2 separate regions of the Homo sapiens genome follow, and region 2 is linked to region 1. Evidence: chromatin contacts called from ENCODE Hi-C or POLR2A ChIA-PET data. All regions are on one chromosome and are shown on one strand. Each heading gives the region's core, a stretch centred on a gene start or an enhancer-like site at or near the end of the contact. The rest is flanking DNA. Distances are from core to core; before and after follow the strand shown. Region 1 holds the start of PIM2 (Pim-2 proto-oncogene, serine/threonine kinase). Region 2 holds the start of KCND1 (potassium voltage-gated channel subfamily D member 1).

Evidence for each region. Hi-C counts contacts between places; a loop is a spot of excess contacts on that map. ChIA-PET counts read pairs that join two places held with the same protein, here RNA polymerase II (POLR2A). Pooled maps may share reads with other maps.
Region 2: a map of posterior vena cava shows a loop between it and region 1 (3-fold over the local background). The contact joins the promoter of KCND1 here to the promoter of PIM2 in region 1. A Hi-C loop is called at or near these places in 1 of 168 maps with a recorded cell type or tissue (posterior vena cava) and 5 of 50 pooled maps. POLR2A ChIA-PET finds 5 or more read pairs at or near these places in 5 of 52 experiments (BJ, H1, K562 and 2 more).

Annotation. Positions count from the first base shown.
Region 1 is chrX:48,917,510-48,920,485 of GRCh38, reverse strand. It overlaps PIM2 (Pim-2 proto-oncogene, serine/threonine kinase), which reads left to right and starts at 1,462. Exons shown (of 6, transcript NM_006875.4): 1 at 1,462-1,712; 2 at 1,841-1,950; 3 at 2,655-2,705. The coding sequence starts at 1,652. RefSeq lists an enhancer at 106-165 and silencers at 1,216-1,455, 1,546-1,685.
Region 2 is chrX:48,970,400-48,973,375 of GRCh38, reverse strand. KCND1 (potassium voltage-gated channel subfamily D member 1) reads left to right here and starts at 1,532. Exons shown (of 6, transcript NM_004979.6): 1 at 1,532-2,976.

The sequences.
Region 1 (2,976 bases), core at 213-2,712:
TCTGTGACAGTGCATCTGTGGTTTCTGTCTGATGGGGTGGATGTCCGTTTGTGTTCCTGCAACAGATTCTGGGTAGCTATTTCTGGACAGTTTGTTCCATTGATAAACTGCATGTGTCATGGTGTATGTATGTCTGTGTCTGAACAGGTCTATCCATGTCTGTTTTTGTGACACTGCCACAAAATGTGATTCTATCACATCAGTACATGTCTGCCTTCAGAGCAGTGCATGTGTGTCCCTGGAGCATCTGTGCATCTTCCTGTGACAGACTCTGCGTCTCTCATTTCTGGGACAGTACAAGTCTTGCTGTGACAGTGCATATCTGATGGTGACAGTGTGTTTGTGACAAGTTCTGCCAGTGTGACGGGACATTTCTGTGTCATCACATGGCAAATGTAGGTCTGCGTGAGTGCCTTTCTGTAACAGTGTATCTCTGGGTGTCATTCTAGGACATAACTATTTTTCTGACAGTGTGCTTGCCTGAAAGTGTATGTCAGTCTCTGGCTGCATGTGTATCTAGGTCGTTTCTGTGAATGTGTCTGACAGTATGTGTTTGTGTATATCTTGGCATTCATGTGTCTTTGGAGTGCATTTTTCTTCCTGGGGTGTGGCGCCTTTTCTGGCTGTTTTTCACAAATTTGTGTCTGAGAGTTGCCACTTCTCTAGCAGCCTCTATCATGTCTCTCAGTCCTTGCCTCTCTCAACTCCAAGAGCAGCCCCATGCCACCACCACTCTGGGCTCACCCCCATCCCCCAAGAACCACCCCCTGCTGTTCTAGATTCTAGACTTGCTGACTGGGCCCAGGGCTCAGGGTTAAAAGCTCCAATAAACACTCACCAGGCAATGCTGCCTTTGACCAATGCACACCCGTGGCGTTGATGGTAGGGGTTCCCCCTCCCTGGCTACCAGATATTTCCAGGGCCCTGGCCTCAGCTTTCCAGTGAAGGCCGCCAGTCGCCTGGAGGACTCCGGTGAAGGAGTCCGACAAGCACCTTTCGAGACGGAGTCTTGGATAGCCACAAGCGCGAATTCTTAGAAGCCCGGCCTGGCGCTATCTCTGTGCTAATATCCAGGCAGCGGCGGCAAACCAACTTCCCAGGAAAGGATACTGCGCAGTTATTTTTTAAGTGTAAATACACACACACACCGCCACCACTACCAACAACAACCCCGCGCAACAACCAAAACAAGCGCGGTGCTGCAAAGGGATTCCCAGAACCGGTTTCCTCTTGGTGTGAGCCCCACCTCAAGCCCCCTCATTTACATGCAGGCCCCGCCTCCTCGGAAGAACCGAGCGTGTATTTGCATAAGGGGGCCCTTGAAACGATGAGGGTGGTATGCAAATAAGAACTGGCTCCGATTGGCTGTGGTACAGCAGGTGCCGCGTCCGGATTGATCAAAGCCAGGTGGGCGGGGCTGTCGCCCAGGGTGACTCTCCCGGGAGGCGCGTGCCCAGGCTCAGTAGCATTGGGGCTGGCGCGCGCGGCGAATCTCAACGCTGCGCCGTCTGCGGGCGCTTCCGGGCCACCAGTTTCTCTGCTTTCCACCCTGGCGCCCCCCAGCCCTGGCTCCCCAGCTGCGCTGCCCCGGGCGTCCACGCCCTGCGGGCTTAGCGGGTTCAGTGGGCTCAATCTGCGCAGCGCCACCTCCATGTTGACCAAGCCTCTACAGGGGCCTCCCGCGCCCCCCGGGACCCCCACGCCGCCGCCAGGTGAGTACATCCTCCCCTACTGCAACCAGACGGGGTGGGCTGGAATGATGGGTTGCAGCGCGGGGGGAGGGAGTCGTGGCTGGGCTCAGCACGCCGCCACCCTGACTTCCTCGCCTCCGCCTGCGTAGGAGGCAAGGATCGGGAAGCGTTCGAGGCCGAGTATCGACTCGGCCCCCTCCTGGGTAAGGGGGGCTTTGGCACCGTCTTCGCAGGACACCGCCTCACAGATCGACTCCAGGTATCCGTCATGAGGGTCTTGGGAGGGTCAGGTGCGTGTGGCGGGGGCGGGGGTCCTGGCCCTGGAATGCTGGTTGACCGAGGAGTGAGCCTGCAGAGTGTGTAGAGGACCAGGTGTGTGTGTGTGTGTGTCCGTGTCCGTGTCCGAGGAGTGAGCCTGCAGTGTGTGTAGAGGGCCAGGTGTGTGTGCGTGCGCGTGTGTGTGTCGGTCTAGGAGGTTATGGGCGGGGGGGGGGGGCAGGGGGCTTCAGATTCCGGAGTTCCTTGACCCCGGGGTCCAGGCTGTGTATGTGTGGGAAAGCAGGGACCTAGATGTGAGATTTGTGGGACTTTTGGAGGTAGGTGTCCAGTGTGGAGTCATGCGGACCAGGACCCTGGTACAGAGTTGGGGTGTCGTAGAGCTAAATAGGAAGATTGTGGGCCTGGGGTATCAGGAAATCTAGAACTCAGGACTTGGAGTGATGAGTCCTGATGCCTGAGAACGGAGAGCCCAGGGCTAAGGAAGGTGGGAGAGATAAACTTGGTTCCGAGGACCTGGAGGGCAGGGGAGACGCCCTGGTACGCGTTCTGTGGGGTGCTGTGGTTGGGGACCAGAAAGACTAGAGTGCTGGTAGATGGAGGAATACTGGAGGTAGGCAGAAGGTCTAGACTGGGAGGGGTCTGGGGATCACCTGCTGGCCTCCTTATCACGGCCTTCTTCTCCAGGTGGCCATCAAAGTGATTCCCCGGAATCGTGTGCTGGGCTGGTCCCCCTTGGTGAGTACCTTCGGAGCCCTTCCTAACCTACCTACTCCATCACTGATGTATTCACCTCCTTGCTTTTCCAGGGGATGTATGACTCCCTGGGCCCTGTAACAGTGAGAATACTGCCAGCCCATTTATACTCCCTTGGGGTGACATACAGTTCTGATTCACCCCAATTCCCCTAGAGCCCTGGATTCTCCCCTCCAACAAACCTTTACCATCCTTCCTCCAAACACTGCTGGGGGACTGCCCGCAGGGCGTGCTGGTGGGGAACAAGGGGCAG
Region 2 (2,976 bases), core at 283-2,782, 53 kb before region 1:
ATGAATAAATGGGTAGATAGATTGGTAGGTGGATAGAGGATGGATAGTAGAGATGTAAATGGACAGATGGATAATAGGTCTATGGACAAATGGGTGGATGATTTAGGTAGACAGGTGGATGGATGGGTTTATGGACAGGTTAGGAGTAAATGGACCAATGGTTGGGGGAATGGATGGATGGGTAGATGAGCTAATGAATGGGAAGGGTAAAGAGTGGGAGAAGAAATGACAAGTGGAGCTATGTATGGACAGAGATGGGCAGAGGATGTCACCCTGCATGTGTTCCGGGTGGGAAGAGATGGGCAGAGGATGGATACATACAGATAGATTGGCAAACAGCCAAATGGGGTGAACTTACAAATGGATGAATGAGTGGGTGGGTAGATTAACGACTAAGTGGACGGGTGGGTGGAGGGATGGATAGAGGAATTGATTGTGTGGGTGGGAGAATGGGTGGATGGGTAGGTGGAGGAATGGATGTAGAAATGGACAAATCAGGAGTGTGCCAAATGGGCAATTGGAAGTTTACACGGGTGGGTAAATCTTGGGTGAAAGGCTAGGCCTGGCCCTGCATTACAGTGCCCCTGTCATCACACTCCTTTAATTAAGATTAAGCATCCCTGGTGTGAGCTGTGTCCAGTGCTATCACCTTTCACATCATGTAATGCTCCAAATGACGCTATCAAGTTGGGATAAGTCTCTCCATCTGACAACTGAGGAAACAATGCAAGTCACTTGCTCAAGGATGCAGCAAGTCAGTGGCAAAGCTGGGGTTTGAACCCACCCATAGCCAGCCAGAGGCATTCCATAATCAGTGCTCCTGCCATCCAGAAGCAGAGCCCTCTAGCGGAGGAGGTGTGATTTGAGGCCACTGGATATGGACAGATAAGAGAGACTACCCCCTCGGAGTGGGGCCTGCCTGAGATGGTAGGGGGGTGGGACCTGGATTGTCCCCCTCTACATTCCCTTTACCCTCATTTCATATCTAAAAACAGGAAGTCCCGTGCTCCAATCCCACAGCCGAAGTCTTAGAGCTGGGGCTGTAACCCATGCTGCGCCCCTCAAGGGGGCGGCTTCGGAAGCTTGGCCATCTAGAGAAACACTCCCCAGCAATTACCCCCGACTCCTGGCTCTCCTGCCTTTCCACAGTCTGGGGGGCAGGGAGGGGACAGCGCTGCATCATTCCCTGTGGCACTCCGCTCTGGGGCCATTAACAGACGCCTTCCCATCGATCGGATCTGCTAAGTGCTGCTGATTCAGGCGAGTGGGGGTGGGGGCCCCTGGGGGCAGAGCGGGTAGGAGCTGGGCAGGAAGAGAGGGGAGTCCAGGAAGGAGGTGGAGAGAATTGGCGAAGTTCCCTGCCACCCCCATTTTCCAGATGACGCGACTGAGGCCCAACCAGCTTTGTAGGAGGCGGAGTCTCCCCAGGGTCCCTCTCTGGCTGTCCTAGGGGAGGGGGCTCAGGGAGCCACGAGGCCCCTCCCTGCCTCTCCATCTCCCGGCAAGCTCAGAGGGGCGGGGAGAGAGAGCCAGAGGAGGAGGAGAACTCAGGCAGCTCTGCAGAGGGGGCCAGGAGCTCGGGTGTTTGGTACCCCCAGCCCCACCGCTGTTGCTGCTCCTGCAGCGGGGACACAGGTGAGGACGCCCCGAGAGAGAGGGGGAGGGGGACCACCACTAGCGCTGTCCTCATCCTTCCCTGGTCCAGCCCCCACGCCCTAACCCATCCTGGGATAGTCCCCAGGGGTCCCACTGGACCTTGCCCTTCCCAGGCCTCCTTCCAGGGACCCCGCACCCTCCCCCTGCCTATGCCACCTTCTCTCCTATGCCTGGCTGTGGTTGCTTCTCTTCCTCCTGCTGCCGCTGCTGCTACTGCCACTGCCCAGTACACACCGCCAGCCCCTCGGGGTGTGGTTTCCCCAGACCTGCCCCCAACGGTGGGACCCAGCCTTCTCCCGGCGTCTCCTGCCAGCTTCCTGCAAAGCCCAGGAGCCCCCCTCCCTGGAGACACACCCAACTCCCTTTCAACACCCCACCCCCCTCTTAATCCCATTTTGGGGTTAACCCCCTTCCTCTTATTTAGTCTTCATAGATCCCCTGGGTGCTCTGGGATTGTGCCCAACTTCCTAACATTTGAGTCCCGGCCCTTGGAATTCCCCAGGCCCCTTTTTCCTCCCTGTAGAACTCCTGAGAGTGTCGACCAGGCTTTGTTGGCCCGTCTAGATACCCACCTCCCCCAGATAACTCTCAGCCTCTCAAAAAATAACCCAGCCCCCTGTCTACCCCTTTAGATAACCCCTTCCCCTCTCCAGCCCTACTAGGAGGCTCTGGCCTCTCCTTTCTTCCCCAGAACTCCTGTAGAGTATAGACACCCCCCCGGGCTATTCTTGGCAACTCTAGGCAGTCCCAAGACACCTTTCAGCCTCTTTACAACCTCCTGGATCCACAGCCACCCCTCAAGATGCACCAGCTCCCTTTCCAGATCCATGAGGGGGGTCTAACCCTCTTATGCTTCCCCTAGAAGTCTTGAGGGTGTGGACAACCCTCCTCACCTGTCTCAGCCCCTCTAGAACCCCCACTTCCAGGCACTCTCAGTCTCTTTCAAGCACCTCTGGTCCCATTTCTACCCCTCTGGATGCCCCAGTCTCCTCTCCACCACTGCAAAGGAATTCCAGGCTCTTCTGCCTTCCCTGAGACTCTTGAGAGTGCAGAGAATTCCCCACGTGTTTCTTGGCCCCTCTAGACGCCCCCAGACACCTCTCAGGCACAGGCTGACTCCTTTAGAATCATCTCAGTCTCTCTAAACCCTCCCTCAGCTCCTTCTTGGCCCCATCCCCACACCCCTTTTCTGCTCTTCTCCATGTCCCCAAGGCCCTTCTCAGTCCCTCAGAACATTGCCCAGGCCCCTCCTAGGTTCTGTAAATGTCCCCCAGACTCCTTCCCATCTCTTTAGTTCTTCCTCCTGGTTCCTCTTGGCCT